Regions from separate parts of the Homo sapiens genome. Here region 2 is linked to region 1. A link is a loop called in an ENCODE intact Hi-C map of the cell type or tissue named here. Cell type or tissue: endothelial cell of umbilical vein. All regions are shown on one strand. Links, peaks and the distances in the headings refer to the core of each region. The heading gives the core; the rest is flanking DNA.

Evidence for each region. A loop is a pair of places that touch in the nucleus more often than their neighbours do. Peaks named below come from ENCODE experiments on the same cell type or tissue, not always from the same donor. Only the 100,000 strongest peaks of a DNase experiment are listed, where the experiment ranks them.
Region 2: it touches region 1 in a loop (9-fold over the local background); 2 of 110 quality-filtered maps call a loop at or near these places.

The regions. Positions count from the first base shown.
Region 1 is chr1:162,981,046-162,989,588 of GRCh38, reverse strand. No RefSeq gene overlaps it. Among named protein-coding and RNA genes, the nearest start is that of RGS4, 84 kb to the left of the region's middle. In endothelial cell of umbilical vein, for the core only: no CTCF peak of the experiment used is centred there; a DNase peak (open chromatin) is centred at 4,688; H3K27ac peaks cover 1,995 bases.
Region 2 is chr1:162,853,069-162,861,611 of GRCh38, reverse strand. It overlaps CCDC190 (coiled-coil domain containing 190), which reads left to right and starts at 437. Exons shown (of 4, transcript NM_001394065.1): 1 at 437-604; 2 at 1,954-2,152; 3 at 5,857-5,980; 4 at 6,253-8,543. The coding sequence starts at 1,966. The coding sequence ends at 6,847. RefSeq lists an enhancer at 7,039-7,333. In endothelial cell of umbilical vein, for the core only: no CTCF peak of the experiment used is centred there; DNase peaks (open chromatin) are centred at 3,531, 5,131 and 5,751; H3K27ac peaks cover 4,246 bases.

The DNA of each region.
Region 1 (8,543 bases), core at 1,880-6,879:
GAATAAATATTAAGTATGTGCTAATTCTTTCTGATGAGCTGAATTTGGGGTGGTGATGAGGGTTTGTAGGGGGTTGCATGGGAATGATCATTTACACTCGTAGGATATTAGAAGTGTTAAGGATTTTATTTCTGTTTTAATCCTACAGGCTTTACATTGTATATAGATCGCTGCAGAAAAAGTATGTGACTTATCCAAGATCACTAAGTAGTGGCTGTGTTTATTCTAGTTAGAAAACCTCCTGAACTCACTACCTTATGAGATTTCCATTAGAACTTTAATTGCAATTGGCTTAGAGCATTCTAAAGCTGAGTGATGAAATGGGGAGAGATAAGCTGGAATTCTAAACTACTTGGAAACCACATGATCCTTAAACAACCTTGACCCAATGCCCCGGGGATGGGAAAGGATACTGAGATCAATCGTTTTATCTCCTTTCATAGGACGCATGTGAGGGGCAGCAGTGTCCCTGATCTAAAATCCACCAGGTGCCTCAGAGGGTTCTGCAGGTCTTTTCCCAAGATAGAGCATCCCCTGGAGGTGGGAAACTTGTAATGACACCTTCCTTTACCTCACTCCCCATTAGTGTCACCTGGGGAATCCAGTCTAGGGGTGGAGGAACAGGGTCTGACAAAGGGATTTCAAAGTCTTGCTTTGAAAACAGCTTTAGAATGCTCTAAGCCAATTGCAATTAAAGTTCTAATGGAAATCTCATAGGGTAGTGAGTTCAGGAGGTTTTCTAACTAGAATAAACACAGCCACTAATTAGTGATCTTGGATAAGTGACATACACACACAGGTATAACTGGTGGCTATTTTGTCATGATGCACTTCTCTACCTGACTCTCCAAAGCCTACTGTCATAGCTGTGTGCTCTGCTGAGTCCACTACCCTGTGCTGCCTACTAGCAAACAGCAACCTGGCTTTTCAGATAGCATAGTTCAGAGTACCCACACATCTTGCCACCATGCATGGGTGCCCCACCTTGCTTGAACTTCTCCTAGGGTCCCTTTAAGGCATTCAGAAACAGGAACATAGTTGTCCAGAGCTAATCATGAAGATGGCTGTATGGCTGTAACTGAGAGCTGTGGCGGGGGACGATGAGTGGGCTCTGTGCTCAGAAGCCTCTGTAGCAGATCTGTTGTTCAAGGCCAGAAAGGGCCAGGGAGATAGGCCAGGCAGGTAAGACATTTTTGCCCTCCTTTTCCTTCTTCACCCTCATTAGTCAAAGAAGTTCTCCAAAATAGCAAACTTTTCTTAAACCAGGACTCCACATATGGGCCAGGGAACTGAGATATATCCAAAATATCAAGGGTTACCAGGTGCTTAATTTGCAATATGAGGAGGAGCTCCTTGGAATCTCATTTTCATGGGATGAGAATGGTGCTGGTATAGGTAAAAATTCATGAGAGGGAGAGGAGCTGGAGAAGCCCTTCTCACGGCAAAGCTACTGAAGAGATCTCTTTGCCTGAGACAAGGCCATAAGCACCTGGATCACTCCCAGGGCTGCAAGCTTATTCACCTCTGACTCACAGGATGACTGTGATTAAATTTCATTATCCATTCAGTCTCCAGGTCTAGAGGTTTTTGGTTTTAGGTAGACTATAAGCTTCAGCTCCTCTAAAGGGTTTTTGACTAATGTGCACTGTTATTGAATCACAGTAGATTTTCACACATTCATAATTATTCCTCTGAAGCAGCACATATTCACTGTTATCTCTGGATAAGAGGAGCAGAGAGAACAACAATGTCATTTCACTCCTTTCTTCTAAGAGATGGATGCAATTTGTGACCTAGTTTTTTGAGTACCCTGAATTCCCTTGGGGCTGAAGAAAAGAACACAGCTTTGAAAGGCTGAAGTGAGGATCAAATGAGAAAATAAAATATGTTGCCATAGACCCCCCAGGACTCCCTCACACTAATGAGGGGTGCTGCAGGGAAGTCGGGGGGTGGTTATTCACTGTGCTATGCCTAGTGATACACATAAAAACAGAAAAAAAATGTGCATATAGGAGATAATGATGAATCCTGTTATTATACTGCCTAAATTTGTAATGGAATAGATCATTTTGATTTTCAATCTGCCTGAATTCCTTATTAAGAGATGCCTAACTTATATGTCAGTTTTAAATTATGGATGCCAAGTACAGGGTAATAGTAAAATTGGGTTTCCAGAGGATGCACAAACCCATTTAAGATTTTGGGGAAAAAAAGGTTAAATAGCTACTCCTATGTTTAGGCTGAGCCAGGAATAAAACAGACAGGAAAACTGGTGTTCTATGAGTGATCAAAGAAGCCCACATGATGGGGTCTATACCCATACTCACACCATTCAACATCTCCAATCTACATTTGAGTAACTGATTTTCCAAACATCTAAATGCTACAGGGCAGTTCAGTATGGGGTCTATAGGCTTTCAGTAACCCCCTCTTCCCCATACATTCCCTCCCAAGCTAAGCTGCTTCTGTCAGTAGACATGGAAATTTTGCTGTGTAATTGGAAATGTAGAAGGAAATTCTTGTTAGAGAAAGAGGGGCGAGGTAAAGATGGAGAAAGACAGAGGAGATGGTACAGAATCTTTTTCTACATTTCTTCATCCATGAGAATGCATACCTTGACCTCACCATCCCAAATGCTAATATTTGCTGTTTTACAGTTAAGAGATATTACTAGCAGAAAGGAGATACTCTAGCAAGACCTATTCTTATGTTTCCATTTTGCAGGAGGCCGAGAAGAAGGAAGTGATTCCAGAAAGGTATCACCATTCCTCAGTTACGAAACCCAAGTGAGACCACAATATCCTGACTTCCAGTCTAGAGCTATCTGTAATGCAATAAATCTCTTCACAGGAGCATATACACTGGGAACGGGAACTCTCACAGGTAAGAAAATCCTTCAAGCTCCAAATAAATGAAATAGAAAATTTGCATGCTCAATAAGTGACAGGATAATGAAGAAACAGTTGTATTCTGTCTATACTAACACAACTTAGCAGCTTTCCAAAGTGATGGTGAAATGGCGGCAAGGTTCTGGAATAAAAAATGTATATTTTTATAAGACTAAAATATGTCTGGCCGGAACTAAAAAGCAGCATTGCAACTCCCATAAAGAGGGAATTTCATACAAGGTGAGTAGGGTGAAAGTGGGGGTGAAATGACAGATTGTGCGGCCAACTACTTATTTCTACTTGAGGATGGCCTTAACTACTCCCTCTCCAAAACTAAACCTGTTCAGTGTATCAGTAAAGCTAAATTGATCTGAGTTGCTATGGGAACACAGAAAGGAGTTCCTGGAAATGTAATAATAATTGCTGTCATCTAAAAGGGCAGTAGCTTTCTACTTCAATATCCTCCCATATGTCTGCATTAAGCTGACATTAGCAAATGGGTGTCAAAAGTCATTTGCATGCTAATTGCTAGGAGGATAACTTGCAGTGTTGGGTGCTGCTCTACTGAGCTGATTTGCTAAAGGAAAAGTTTTTCATTGTTTTTCCAGATTCAAATTCTTTTTGCATGGTATGGTTTGGCTGCCTGGGAAAGAATCCAAATGTTACCTCTCTCACAAGACACACATCTCAGGGCCCACGTAGGTCAGGGTAAGAGCTACACATTTGCATGTGGTCAGTGTATAGAGCTTGGTTTCTTAAGCTTGACAAACATCTGACAAACATTGGAAACTTCATAAGCATCTTTACTTGGTGAATTATTTGTGTTTTAGAGGAGGTAGTAGGGAAATGGAGTGTTCATGATTTCGAGAGTCAAAGAATGGAATCAGAATCACGAACCTGAAAGATGGCCTAAGGGAATCTGCTGGTTGGTCCCTTGCTACTCAAAGTATGATCCACTCATCAGCAGCACTGGCATAATCTAGAAGCTTGCCAGTGATGCAGAATTTCAGACCCTGCCCTAGACCTAATATATCAGAATCTACACTTTAACAAGATCCCTAGGTGATTTGTTTGCACATTGAAGTTTGAGAAGCATTAGTGTGGTCTAATGCTTTTACAAATAAGATGACTGAAGCCTGGAGAAGAGAAGTGACTTGCTAATGTCTTGTTGAAGATTAATAATAGCACCAGAACAAAACTCCAGTGTCTCTGAGAGTAAGACTTCTGCCATTACTCCACGTAGGCTCTCAGTAGCTGTGGTTGGGGCACGATGTTAGAAGTGGCATCCAAGACTTTCTGACTTTGTCCCTAGTTTTATGCCATCCCAAGCACTGTCCCTTTTCCAATTTCAAATTTGCACGTATTGCTGGCCCTGGTAATGTGCTCAGATTGGCCAATTTGAGTGCCAGTTTTGGGAGTGCTCCATTGTCCTGCAAAAGTAGCTGATGATAGTTGCATTCCAAATGAAAGAATAGATCTCTAGTCTTTACCTTTCCTGTATCCTCTTTCAAGGCCTCCAACAGGGGCAATCAATATGTCTTTGTGAATTACTCCAAAGAGGAATGTTTCTCCCATTTTCTAAAAGCTAGAAGCAAGGTCTTTTTCTGATAATTATAGGAATAAACAAGTGAGAACCAATAGGGAACCCAAAGAAGTATCAGATGCTTCCTTCCTCCCCAGTGCTCATAAAGCAAAGCTCTCCCTAGGCTAGAGCAAGCCTGGGTCCGTGTTCCATGTTTCACATATGAATCAGTGTAGACTGTGATTGTTTTTGCATCTCCCTTAATACCCTTTACTCCACCTCACCCAAAAGATAAGCCTATTAGAAAGTGACGTACATCCTGCTTCCAGATACAAGAGATGCCTGAGAACACAGTAATTTCCTGTAACTCTTAAAGCCTAGGATGAACTTGGCATGCCTCATTTCTACTATCCTACTTCTCACATAAATTTCTGTGTTGACTCTTCTAGGCCCATTAATCTTCACATTATTTTTGGAACATAATTCATTTAATTCCCAATTTCTTATTTTTGTTCTAGCCATTTGTTTCTGACATCTACTGCTGCATAACAAATCACACCCAAAACTTAGTGGCTTAACACAAGAATAGTTTTTATTATCTCTCATGATTTTATGAATTGACTGGGTGTCCAGCTGGACATTTCTTCTCCACATGGAGTCTGCCGGGGCTATAGTTATCTGGGGACGTCACTGGTGGGAACACTTAAGATGGCTCATTCACATGCCTTGGCAGGGCTGGGTTCATCTGGGTTGTTGGTAGGACTGAGTCTCTCTCTTTCTCTCTTAACTTGGCCTCTCTAGATGTTCTCTCTAGTAAGGTAGACTTCTTATATGGCAGCTTAGGGCTCCCAAAACCACAAAAGCACAGTTTCTGCACCTTATTATGGCTTCAGTCCTGAACAGGCACCATATTAACTCCACCATTATTGTTGGTTAAAGTGAGTCACAAGAGAAGCCCAGAGACTACCAACCACAGGATTCTCAAAGAGCTTGCAGGGAAAACCAAATTTCCTTCTTTTTGCTAATCATTGTCTCTTATCTGCTCCAAAACCAGGGGAGTTCTTAATCTAGAAGTCTGTAAGTACATTTCAAGAGAGTCTATCAATATCTAAAAATTGTATTTTTACACATATTTTGAGTCGTAATGCATAGGTGGTGCACTTTTCTAGGTAAAGGATCCCTAGAATTATTGTGCTAAACAATTCTAAAAATGAGATTCTCAAAGGGTGGGTCTATGACCCAAAGAAGGCTGCAACGTTGGAATGAATGAATCACACCTGATTCTACATGCCATCTGCCCAATAATTATGTGTTGTTGTAGGTCTTTTGAAGATACATGATATGTGCTTATAATGCCTCCCACCAACTAGTTTTGAAATTCTGCTAAGGCAAGAGTCATATCTCTTCTTTATCTCAAGACTCCCTAGTTTTTAGCACTGTCTTTTAAATAATATTAATATACGCTGCATAATACATGTAGACTGATTTCCTATGAAGGGTTTATCTGAGTCTTTGTGTAAGAAGAACATAGACACAATAACCATGACTAGCATCATTCTTACCATACATTTTCTCACCCCTTTCAGTTTAAAATGCTTTCATGTGTCTTATTTGATACTTATCTAATATGAGTCTATAAGGTCAGCAGAACAGATGTTATCATGATATTATTTTTTGTGCTAAGGAAACTGAAGTTTGCATAATCTCTCTCAAAGATTTAGAGCTAGTTAGAGAAGGAACTAGGGCTGAAGTCCAATACTTCTGATTTCCACTGACCCTGGCTGTGTAGCATGAGCCACTGCGATGAGAAGGAGTGAGCACAGCGAGATAGATGTGAAAAACCAGAAGAGCAAAAAGAATAAGAATTCAAGCTTTAGCATGCATCAGGATTACTTGGAGGGCCTGTTAAGCTACAGATTGTTGGCCCCACCAACAGAGTTTCTGACTCACTAGGTGGGGACAGAGAGTTTACATTTTTAATAAGTTCCTAGGTAATGCTGATGCTGCTGGTCTGGTCTGGGGACCACATTTTGAGAGCCACTGGTCTAATCTGTAGTCACATATGATAAGAGAAACTTCCCTGAGCCTAGTGCTTCCATTAATATGAATTCATTGATGGTCCGAATATGGTTGTCACTCATTTCTGGTCTGTATTTTTTACACTCAAAAGTGAGTAATTAGAAACTCTCCCTCATCCAAAATGAACACATACCAGCACCCTTACATACCACCCTCTGCTCTGAAATGAAGGAGATCACCCTGGTAGTCAGATGCCACAAAAGTCCTTCACTTTTCATTGCCCTGAGTCAAGAGGAAAGGTCCATAAAGGAAAAGTTAATAACATGAACCTTTTAGAATGGGGAAATGAGTGTATGCATCATCCACTTACCGCTGACAGGGAATAGTTAACTGCATCAGAATTTGAGAATTATGTTCATCAGGTTATTTGGATCTTAATAATAACATAACAGAATATATCAAGGGCTAATTTTTTAAAAATACATATTTACATGAAATTATTTTATTACCAGTTTTGTAGAAGAAATGTATCCTCTTTATTTCTTAATAAGCATATTTAGGTGCTCTCTTACAATCCCTCCAGAAGCAGGTCTTGCACAATCCCCATCTTTGAATTCAAAAAAAATTCCTGAAAGACTTATTGAGGCTGGTGAACTGATAAACTCTTCATTAATGAAAAGGAGAAATGAAATTGGCCCAGTGACATGGCATTATGGAAACCTTCCTTTTTAGCCTTAAGGTCATCTTGCAGAGCACAGAGCATACTTTGAGGGGCAATGACTGTCCCTTGCCCCTTTAAGGGCTCAGGCTGTCACAAGATTGTGGAAAGCATTTATCATTTGCATTGGGAAAGGTTAATGTATTCTTCCCAAATATAAGCTCCTGTTTATGCAAAACCATGTCTCTCCTATTTGCCCTGCCAGAGCTCTGATCCAAGCTCGTATTTGAAAATTGATGGTCTCAGGTAGATATTAAAGGATTTCTAGGGCAGAACACGCTGTTGTTAATGCAATAGGGAGGAGTCTTATGTAGTCAAAATCATCTGGAATTGAATTGGTCTTTATCAAATAGAACACTTAGATTCCTATTAAATGTTCCTGTGTGGTTAGGGAAATGGCAGTTCTTCCAGAACTGCAGGCAAGAACTCTTTACTCTTTTACGTAGAGCACCTAGGAGTGGCGAGGACTGCCAGACCTGTATGATTGCTTGTTAACAGAACTGTCAGCCAAGTCAGGATGACTTATGGGCCTTCCCCTACACAGGTCCACCACTAAGAGTCCAGGGATAGAAAGAAGGAATTTTTAAAAAGACATACTTTCCAGATGAGAAAACTGAGGCATGTTAAAAAGAGATGGTTTCAAATTGTCACAGTTACAATTTAAGATAGAGCCAGACACCCTCCATTTCCATTAGTTGCTTCTGACAACAAACATTTGAGAATGTGATCATTTTAGAGCATGTAGTCAAATATACTCACTTAACAAAGTAGAAAATTAAGGTTTCACAGCACCTAAGACACACGGCTAGTTAGAAGCAGAGTCTGGAAAAGACGTAGGTGTCTTGACTCTGAGTTCATTGCTTAATCCATGCCTCTCTTTCTCTGGGCTTAAAATATTAGTTATGAGAAAGGTGATTTTGTAATCAAACAGACAATTTCATGGTGTGACTTAAAGAAGTGCTGGGTAAATCCTTTGTTCCAAAAATCTATCCTAATGCTTATTAGTTCATTATTGGAGTTTTACTCTTTGGGTCTCAAAGCCTTTTGTTCTCAGTTTTTCTATGCCAAACCTCTGGGAGACCTAAGTCTTACCAACTTTCACCTTATATCATTGCTAATCATCAGCAAAGAGCAAGACCCAAAAGGAACCAAAATGGTACCTCTTAAGGGGCCCAACAACAGCCAAAATGAAAAAGAAAACAAATAGGTAGGGCCAAAACAGATCTCTCACGTTCTGTAGTTTTCTTCTCTTTACGTTCTGCTTGGTGCTAAAACCTAAGCCTCTGAAAAGCCTAGACTCCCTCAACAAATAATCTTGACTTCCATTGGCTTCATCTGCTTATTGTTCTGAGCTGCTTGACCACAGAGCAGGGTTTCTGTGGAGGCTGAATTATGA
Region 2 (8,543 bases), core at 1,646-6,645, 130 kb after region 1:
AAGGTCAGTACGGTGTGCAATAACACATAATAAACAAATTAACTTCTCTCCTGCACGAAGTGTGAACAGTCATGACAGAAAAAACGGTGCTTTCTTTTGAGGCTGACCTGGTTTTCAAGAAGTAGGAATGAAGGTTAGGGAAGGGAGGTATGACAAAGAGAGAAAAAAAAAAAATGGAGAGAAACGAGGAAAGGGTAGGAGAGAGAGAGATTGAGAACACAGTTACACACTCCTTGCTTTCATTCCTGGCTCCCATGGACACAGCCGAGAAGGAGCACTGTGGGCCCCTCTAGGGACAGGCTAGAAGCTGGCAGGCTTCTTTTACCCACAGAGCTATTTAGAGCTCTGGCCTCTCCAGCAGGGATTGGTGCCATGGCCCAAGGAGCTAGCATTCCTGACCAGGGGAGGTAGGGAGGGACGAAGAGAGCTTTCAAGTGTATTTAACATTCTCCTCGCAGCCCTCTCCAATGGTCTCCCTCTATCCTTTCTCCAAACACCAAACTCCTAAGTTTACTGAAGAAAAATAAGCTCATTAATCAAGACTCAGTCTGACATAGCAAAAGAAACAAGACATAGTCTCATGGTGAAAACTCTGGATTTGGAGGTAAGTTCTACTGGCCCTGTTCTTTAATAAAAGTTTAGTTATACTTTAGACTCTAAAACAAGTGCCTTAAAATGTATTTCTTTCCCATGTCCTGACCTTATCTTCCTTTTTAATGTTAAGCTTTTTTTCTGTATTATAATCACCAAACCTCGGCCGAGTGTGGTGGCTCATGCCTGTAATCCCAGCACTTTGGGAGGCTGAGGCGGGCAGATCACAAGGTCAGGAGTTTGAGACTAGCCTGGCCAATATGGTGAAACCCCACCTCAACTAAAAATATAAAAAGTTAGCCAGGCGTGGTGGTGCAGGCCTGTAGTCCAAGCTACAAGGGAGGTTGAGGCAGGAGAATCGGTTGAACCCAGGAGGTAGAGGTTGCAGTGAGCTGAGATCGCGCCACTGCACTCCAGCCTGGGCAACAGAGTGAGACTCTGTCTCAAAAAAAAAAAAATCACCAAACCTTTTATTGACAGCAATCTGTTTATATCCTGAGCACATGTTGTGCTCTTAGCTCTGAGAAAAGTATTATAGAGACTCAAAGGAGAGAAAAATGTGTCCCTACTTAGCGCTATTTAGAGGAGAAAGAAGTAGGTGTGGGCTTAGACATCAGGGTACATGGAGGGAGGAGAGCATCTAAAGTCTGAGAAGATGGGTGAGGATGAGAAGAGGAGCTTTCGCCCAGTCTAAGCAGCTTCCCCAGTGTTGCCCAGACTACTCATCGTGGATGCTGTTCTACTTTATAATCAGGATACCCCAATCTTCCACTTTTCGAGAAAGCCCCTTGAGAGTAGGAACTGGGCCTCATTCACCATTACTCTTAGCTTTTAGCATAGCACCTGGCATACAGTAGGATTACAGGCTGAATGAACCTACGCATATGTGAATTAATGAACTGGCAGGGTGTGGGAAGGAATGGCCGTGTCCTAAGTTCCTAAATCCTCTCCAGACCTCTGAGCAGTCTCTTTGGGAGCCTTTAAGAAACAGTAAAAGAGGCTTTTCTTATTGGGTAAATAATGCCTTATATATGTAGACTGCCTTTTTTTTTTTTTTCCAAAGAGTTGTTCTTACACTTCTCACTTGATCTTCTTGGAAATCTGACTGGGATCTGTGTTGGGGGAGCCTATTGTATTGTATCACTATTTTATTGACAGGGAGGCTGAGGCTCAGAGGAATGACTACCCTCAATCCTTCTGTGTTACTCTGGAAACTCATTTAACAATAGTGTGATTTCATCTGACTAGGCACCTGTGGTTTCAGAAATACACAGGTTCTACCACTGATCTCTGATTAAAAGCCGGGGTCAGTATCCCAGTCTTCCATTTATCAGGTTATTTGTGATACCTTATTGTCTCTAGACCATAAAGAAGATGGAGAGGCACATGGTCAGGGGACAATTGTATAAGCATTTTGATTTGGAGAGGAAGAATGCCAAGCAGGCTGAAGCCAGACTGGACCAAAGACTGCAGAGACTAAAGGTTATTTGCCTCTACCATGTGAAATTGCTGACCTGGGAGCAGAGGCAGCTCCAAAAAGAACTGCAGAGGTTGCAGCAAGGTAAGACTTTCAGGACTGGTGAGGAGGATGCCCCAGAGGCACAGCAGGGCAGCAGGCCCATCACTCCGCTGAGGCCCTTTCAGAGCTCTGAGTGCCAAGACAGCAAGAGCTTTTGATCACAGCCAGGACTTTAGGCTGCCTAACCTTCCTTGTCCCTCCCCTGTCAATTACATAGCTCCCTGCAGCAGCCTACTCATAAGCCTTCTTGAGCTAACATTTCTCAGGCTTCCAGTCACTGCCATCTTTCAAGTTAGCTCTTTCTTGCTTAAATCCTTCGTTTTCTACTTTTAAATTTTATTTTTCATTTTGCTTTTCTTTCATTATCTGGGCTGATTTGGTTTCACCCCTTTTTAAATATCTGATCTTTCTCTTTTGGATCTAACAACAATTTATTGAGCAGTTACTCATGTGCAAGTCACTGTCCTAGCCCACTTTATGAAAGTTAAAAAAGAAAAAGAAAAGAAAGAAAAAATTTCTCTGGAATTAGTACCTCAGCTTCCTCCAATGTAAAATAAAAGTATTTCCTATGTTATGAAGTTATTTGAGGATTCAGTGAGCACTTGGAATAGTACCAAAACATAAAGTAAGTGCTATATAAGTGCCCACTCTTATCAATTAAAAATTGTTACACAATTGAAACCCTTCTACTGTCTTTGTTGAAAATAGTCACAGTTGTACAGTCTGTAGAAACTAGTTCTCCTTTGTTCATCATTAAAATAATTAGATTTTAATATTACTTAAAAATTCAGCACAGGAAAGAAATATCTCAGCTCTTGAAGACTACATCCTTTCTTACTGAAGGAGAGTGCCAGAACTCAGGAGTCTGAAATGGACAGAACATGTTCAAGAGGAAGGCCAGGTGCTGTAAACGAACATAAAATATTTCAGGTCAACACAGCTTATACATGACATAAAGGCCAAGAGTAACAGCCAAATGTCTAGGCTGGGAATTCTTTCTAACCTCCAGCTTTGGGTTTGAAAGATACTCTGAGTAACTAACTGAAGTCCTCTGCTTTCAATTTCCCTGTCTGCAATAAATGGTTAAACCAACCTAGAATGAGAGCTCACATACTGGAAAAGGGTCTTAGAAGCCATTTAGTTGATTCCCACTCTTATTCAAAAAGGACACTGAAGATCAGATGCCTACTTTTAGGAGGGTGTACAAAAGGCCAGGCCCTAGTAAGTGGCTTTCCTGGCTGAGTAAAGAGTTGGGTTGGAAAGAGTATGAATCAGGAGGCAGAAAACTTTGATTCAGGTGCTTCTGCCTCCATGTCCTTTGGGAAGTCATATTCTCTCTAAGCCTCAGACTTCTTGACAGTAAAATCAGGGATACAGGAAGGAAGCAATATGTATTAAGTCTCAATATTTCTTAGGCACTGTGCTAGGCAATAGTTTTCCATGATTCATTTAAATGGAATTGTTATTGAGATTCAATGATATGCCAGTGAGTGAATTATTTAAGATGCATGTTGCCAGTCCTTTGAGTCAGCAGGTTAGAAATTAGGCTTAAAAATCCACATTTTTAACTGAGATGATACTAAGGTAGATTATTCTGGGACAGCTGTATTTCAGACCAGACTTTGCAAAACAGCTACTCAGGTAGAGTCTGGAATGCAAATATGAAAAAGCATGGTCTCTGCCCTCAAGGTGCCCATATTTAAATTGGACAGTAGTTCCGCTTATAAAAAATGATGATCAAAACTGCTAATTGAGTTCTTCACAAAGTAGGGCAGGAACATAAAAAGGTTCCTGTGTCTATCAAAGGAATTTAGCTAAGATTTCCCAAAAGACACAGTATGTGAGCAGAATCTTAGAGGAGGAGGAAAATGGGGGAAAGGGCGGGAAGTTTGTCAGGAGGACGTATGGAATGGGGCCACTCCCAGCAGAAGGAATAGTATGTATAAAGGCGCATACATGATCACTGCTTGCCTCAAATAGCTCAGTACTGCAGGCATGTGACATGGAAGTGGGGAAGAGGAGGTGTAGGTGCAGTTTTCAGAGACAACACAAAATAGCCAATGTCTCCAATCCAATCCAATCATGAATGGCTTCACAGGTCTTGCAAAAGAGTTGAGAGTTCACCCTGTAGGGTTTGAGACTGGTGAAAATTACATGCTCAAATGTTAAAAAGATAATTCTGGATGCAAAGTTTAAGGTAAAATAGACCTCAGACTATAGTCAGAGTAGACCTGATAGAATTACAAAGTTCAGGCCATGGTTTCAAGGCCTAAACTAGGGCATTGGTCAGGTGAAGAAAATGAGAAGATGAGCATCTCAAGATATTTAGAAAGTAGAATTGTCGGAGCTTTAAGACTAAATATATATCCAAGGGTAAAGAAAACCAGAATCAAAAGTATATTACCTGGCACAAAGTAGGCGCTCAAACGAGCTTGTCAAATCTGGTAACTGGGTGGGCAGAAGTACCATACCTTCACAGAGAGAACATTGGAGAAACATCAAGTTTCAGAGAAAAGATATGTTCATTTTTGAACCTATTGGGCCCATAGGTCTAAATTTCAGAAAACAGATCTTGCTGGGAGAAGTAGCTCAAAATCCCTCAATTTATATGGAATAGGTGAAGTTCTTACATGGAAGAAACCCCCACAAAAGACCCCAAGGAGACAACAAAGGAAGAAAGGCTCACAAAGAACTCTTCCTTGCTCTGATCACTTCACAAAGAAGTGATCATATGAAAGAATATTGGGAGTCAATGTGAATTCTGGGTTCCCTATCTGGTCATATTCCCTCTGCTTAGTGCCTACTAACCGAACTGTAGATTTAAAGAGTTCTCTCCCATTAGAGCAAAACTAGTCCAAGACTTTCAACTCTAAATGACCAATTCATGAGATGTCTTAAAAACTGACTGAGTTCTCCATAGCAGCTATGACTGCAAGATGCTAAAACATCAACTCAACAAGTGAAAAGTCCACTTAGTCACGGCTGGCAGTTGCAAACTCACAGGTGGGTAGGAGGTCACATAATTGTGGTGAAGGAGACAATCCACTCACACCCAGTCATTTTGTTTTTGAAAACATTGTGCTTGCCAAGTAAAATGTTCAAAGGAAACCTCCAGGGGCTTAGCTGGTTTAAACCTCTGATCTTAGTGTTTCTAAATCCTCTTTAACATATACTACGCAAACACTGGAAAACTGCTTTAAATTTTCCATTTCCATCTATCACACCAGATCAACCTAATGTGTAATATACACCAAGGTTTATACACATTGGTTCTCTGAAAGCCCAGTTTGCAGAATTATTTTTCTTCTTCTTATATTAGTTTTCTAGGGCTGCCATAACAAAGAACTATAAACCGGGTGCCTTAAACAACAAAAATTTATTGCCTTACAATTCTAGAGTCTAGAAGTTCAAAATCAATATGTCAAACATGCTGGTTCCTTCTGAAAATTGTGAGGGCAGGCTCTGTTTCAGGCCTCTCTCCTTGGCTTACAGATGGCTGTCTTCTCCCTGTGTCTCTTAGTGCTCTCCCTGTGTGTGTCTGTGTGTTCTAAGTTCCTTTCCTTATAAGGACACCGGTAATATAGGATTAGTACCCACCCTAATGACCTCATTTTAATTTGATTTTCTCTGTAAAGACCTTATCTCCAAATAAGGTCCCACCCTAAGGTACTGGGGGTTAGGACTTGAGCATAAAAAATTTAAGGACACAATCCAACTCATAACACTTCTTAATTAACTCAAAGCAGAAACCATGAAGAAAAAGTTCTCCTCTTATTTGGGGAATGGATTTCAGAAGAGACCAGAAGATGTTCTCGTGTTCTCACCACAGGGAAGGCAGAAGCACAGAGCCCCACAGGCTAAGAAAATGAGGTAAGAAATGGATTACTAAACCCATGGGTATGACATTAAGTCTCTCTTCCCAAATGACCTCTTTAAACTGTTTTCCTGAAGAAATGCTCCGTTCCACTTCTTAAGTGAGACATTTTCCCTGCATTGTTACTACTCAGTTTCACCCTCCACCCCATTCCCACCTATATTACCTTGGCCGATACTGAAGGGGGCCACATCCTAATAAGTTGAAAGGTCTAAAGAAGAGCCTTTTTATTGGTTTTCAGAGATCTTTCTTTTATGTCCTTTCTCAGAGCATTGGCAACCCGTATGGCCCAAGACACATGCAAAAGCAAGTCCCAGGTGCCTCCTTCACATGATGCTGGCCTCAAAGACCCCATGAAGAGCAAAAAGCAGCCACTCTCTCAAAATAACAGAACTGCCTGCTTCATAAAAGAGCAACCACAAGCCCAAGAGAAAGATTCTGTGAATCCATCTAAGGACGTAGACCCCAGCAAGGGCATCTCTGTTCCATGCCAAAATCAAGAGGTTTCCACCAACACCATAGAACAAGGTCCTAGTTCCAGCCCAGCTAGTGATAGTGGAATGGCATGTGCTGATGAGACCAGATCAAAAGATGTTGCTCTAAAGCCAGATGGGAACACTGGAAAACAAATTCCCCCAAAACACATGGAATGTGCAGGAAGCTTCGAAGGCGAGTTCACAAAGCCAACCTTCTTAGAGTTGCTTTCAAAGGCCAGAAATGCCCATTATCTCCGGCACAGGGTCCCCCCTGAGTCTGAGAGGTTGCTTAGCATTGGAGAGATATTTGGGCATGGGGAATCCTCATCATCCAGGGCAGGAAAGGAGTGTGAAAACAGGGTGCCTTCTAAGTTTCTTCCTCTCTAACCGTTTAACATAGCCTGACAATAACATATGCCATTATTGCTAAGGAAATGTGTTCCTCAAATGACTATATTAAGCAATACAGAGAAAAACAAACAAACATAATTGAATTACAATTTTATTTTAAACTCCCTATTATTTTCCGGGAATATAATATTTCTTGAATGAACAATGCTAATATATGAAAAAGGAGAGGAAGAATGAATCTTCTGAAAATATTTTAAGTGATATGTTTATGATGTCATCAAAAATATGAATATATATTGATGACTGGACTTGGGAAAACAGTAACAGTCTTGCTTTCAGGGACTTCCTGTTTCCTCTAGGAGATTCTCATGGTGCCACCTGCTGGCAAAACGGCATAGCTATTCTCTCTGTTTTAGTTTGATATATAGTAGTGGTAGGAATAGGAATGTGATTGTAAATAGGTACTGTAACATGGTCTATAAAGAAAATCTGCTCTTTAACCACACCCACGTGCTCTCTTTGGAAGCCCTTTCCTTCCTTCCTTTATTTACAGATAGCTCCATTTTAGTTTTCACCCTCCCACTTTCAACCTGCTCATATCAAATTTTTTGAATCCTATTGAAAGAATAATGGACAATCTTTTCCCTCTCATATCTTCTAGAATCAAAGGATTTAAAAAACTTTTAATCATCTCCCAACATGCTGTCAAATGCATAGCAGACTCTATCAAAATGATTTCACTGTAAAATGAGAGGTACTAACATTGTTAACAAGCTATTGTTTCAAGTAGGCCTCTATGTCTTGGGCTACACTGTAAAAGAATCGATTAGATTTTGTTTCCCATCCAACAGACCCAAATATCACTCTAAAAATAAGTAGTATCATAAGTCATTAGAAAATAATAGCTTTTTGTTAATGCGTTTTAAACTTACTGTCTACCTAATGAAGTGTAGAATAAAATCATCACCACTTTTTATCTATACTGACTCTATCAGGAAAACCATCTTGCCCCGTGGGTCTCAAAGAAATCATGCCTCTGTGGTGGGTAAATTCAAATCTTCAGCCCAATAACAAACTTTAATTCCAGAAGAATAAACTTGAGGGCCTATTTCATCTCTGGCATCAATAGTTGATGTAACCCAGCCTGGGATATTTTGATGAAACAAGATTATTTAGCTCAGAAATGATAAAGGACCCCAACCTACTAATATTACAAAGGGCCTGAAATGAAGATTAATTCATATTTAATTTATAGTTCATTAAATATAAATTTGAAGTATATTTAATTTGAAAACATTTCATTTAATTCAGATTTAGAATTCCTTGTGTTTAAAAATAGTAATTCCTAATAGCTCCTATTTTTCAGTACCTCCCCCTATCCTGACACATTCCACACAGCATGCCAACTGATCCTCAAAACAATGCTGCAAAAGTTTTCTTTGCAAAATAGTTTTCTTTATCCCCATTTTACAGATAAGGAAATAGAGGGAAGAGTGGTGGTAACTTGCTAATAGATGGCAGACTAGCATTTGATCTCTCTTCTACTCAATTTCCTTGCTCATGCTCTTTCATTACACCACACTACCACCTATCTGAAGACAAAAACTTAGATCAAACATTTGAGAGTCAGTTTCATCAGCCCAGCCTCTGGCCTTCAATGGGGAGACAATACTTTATAGTGAAAGGAACACAAGAAATCTGCTTCCTCCAACACTTTCTTCCATGAAGCAAA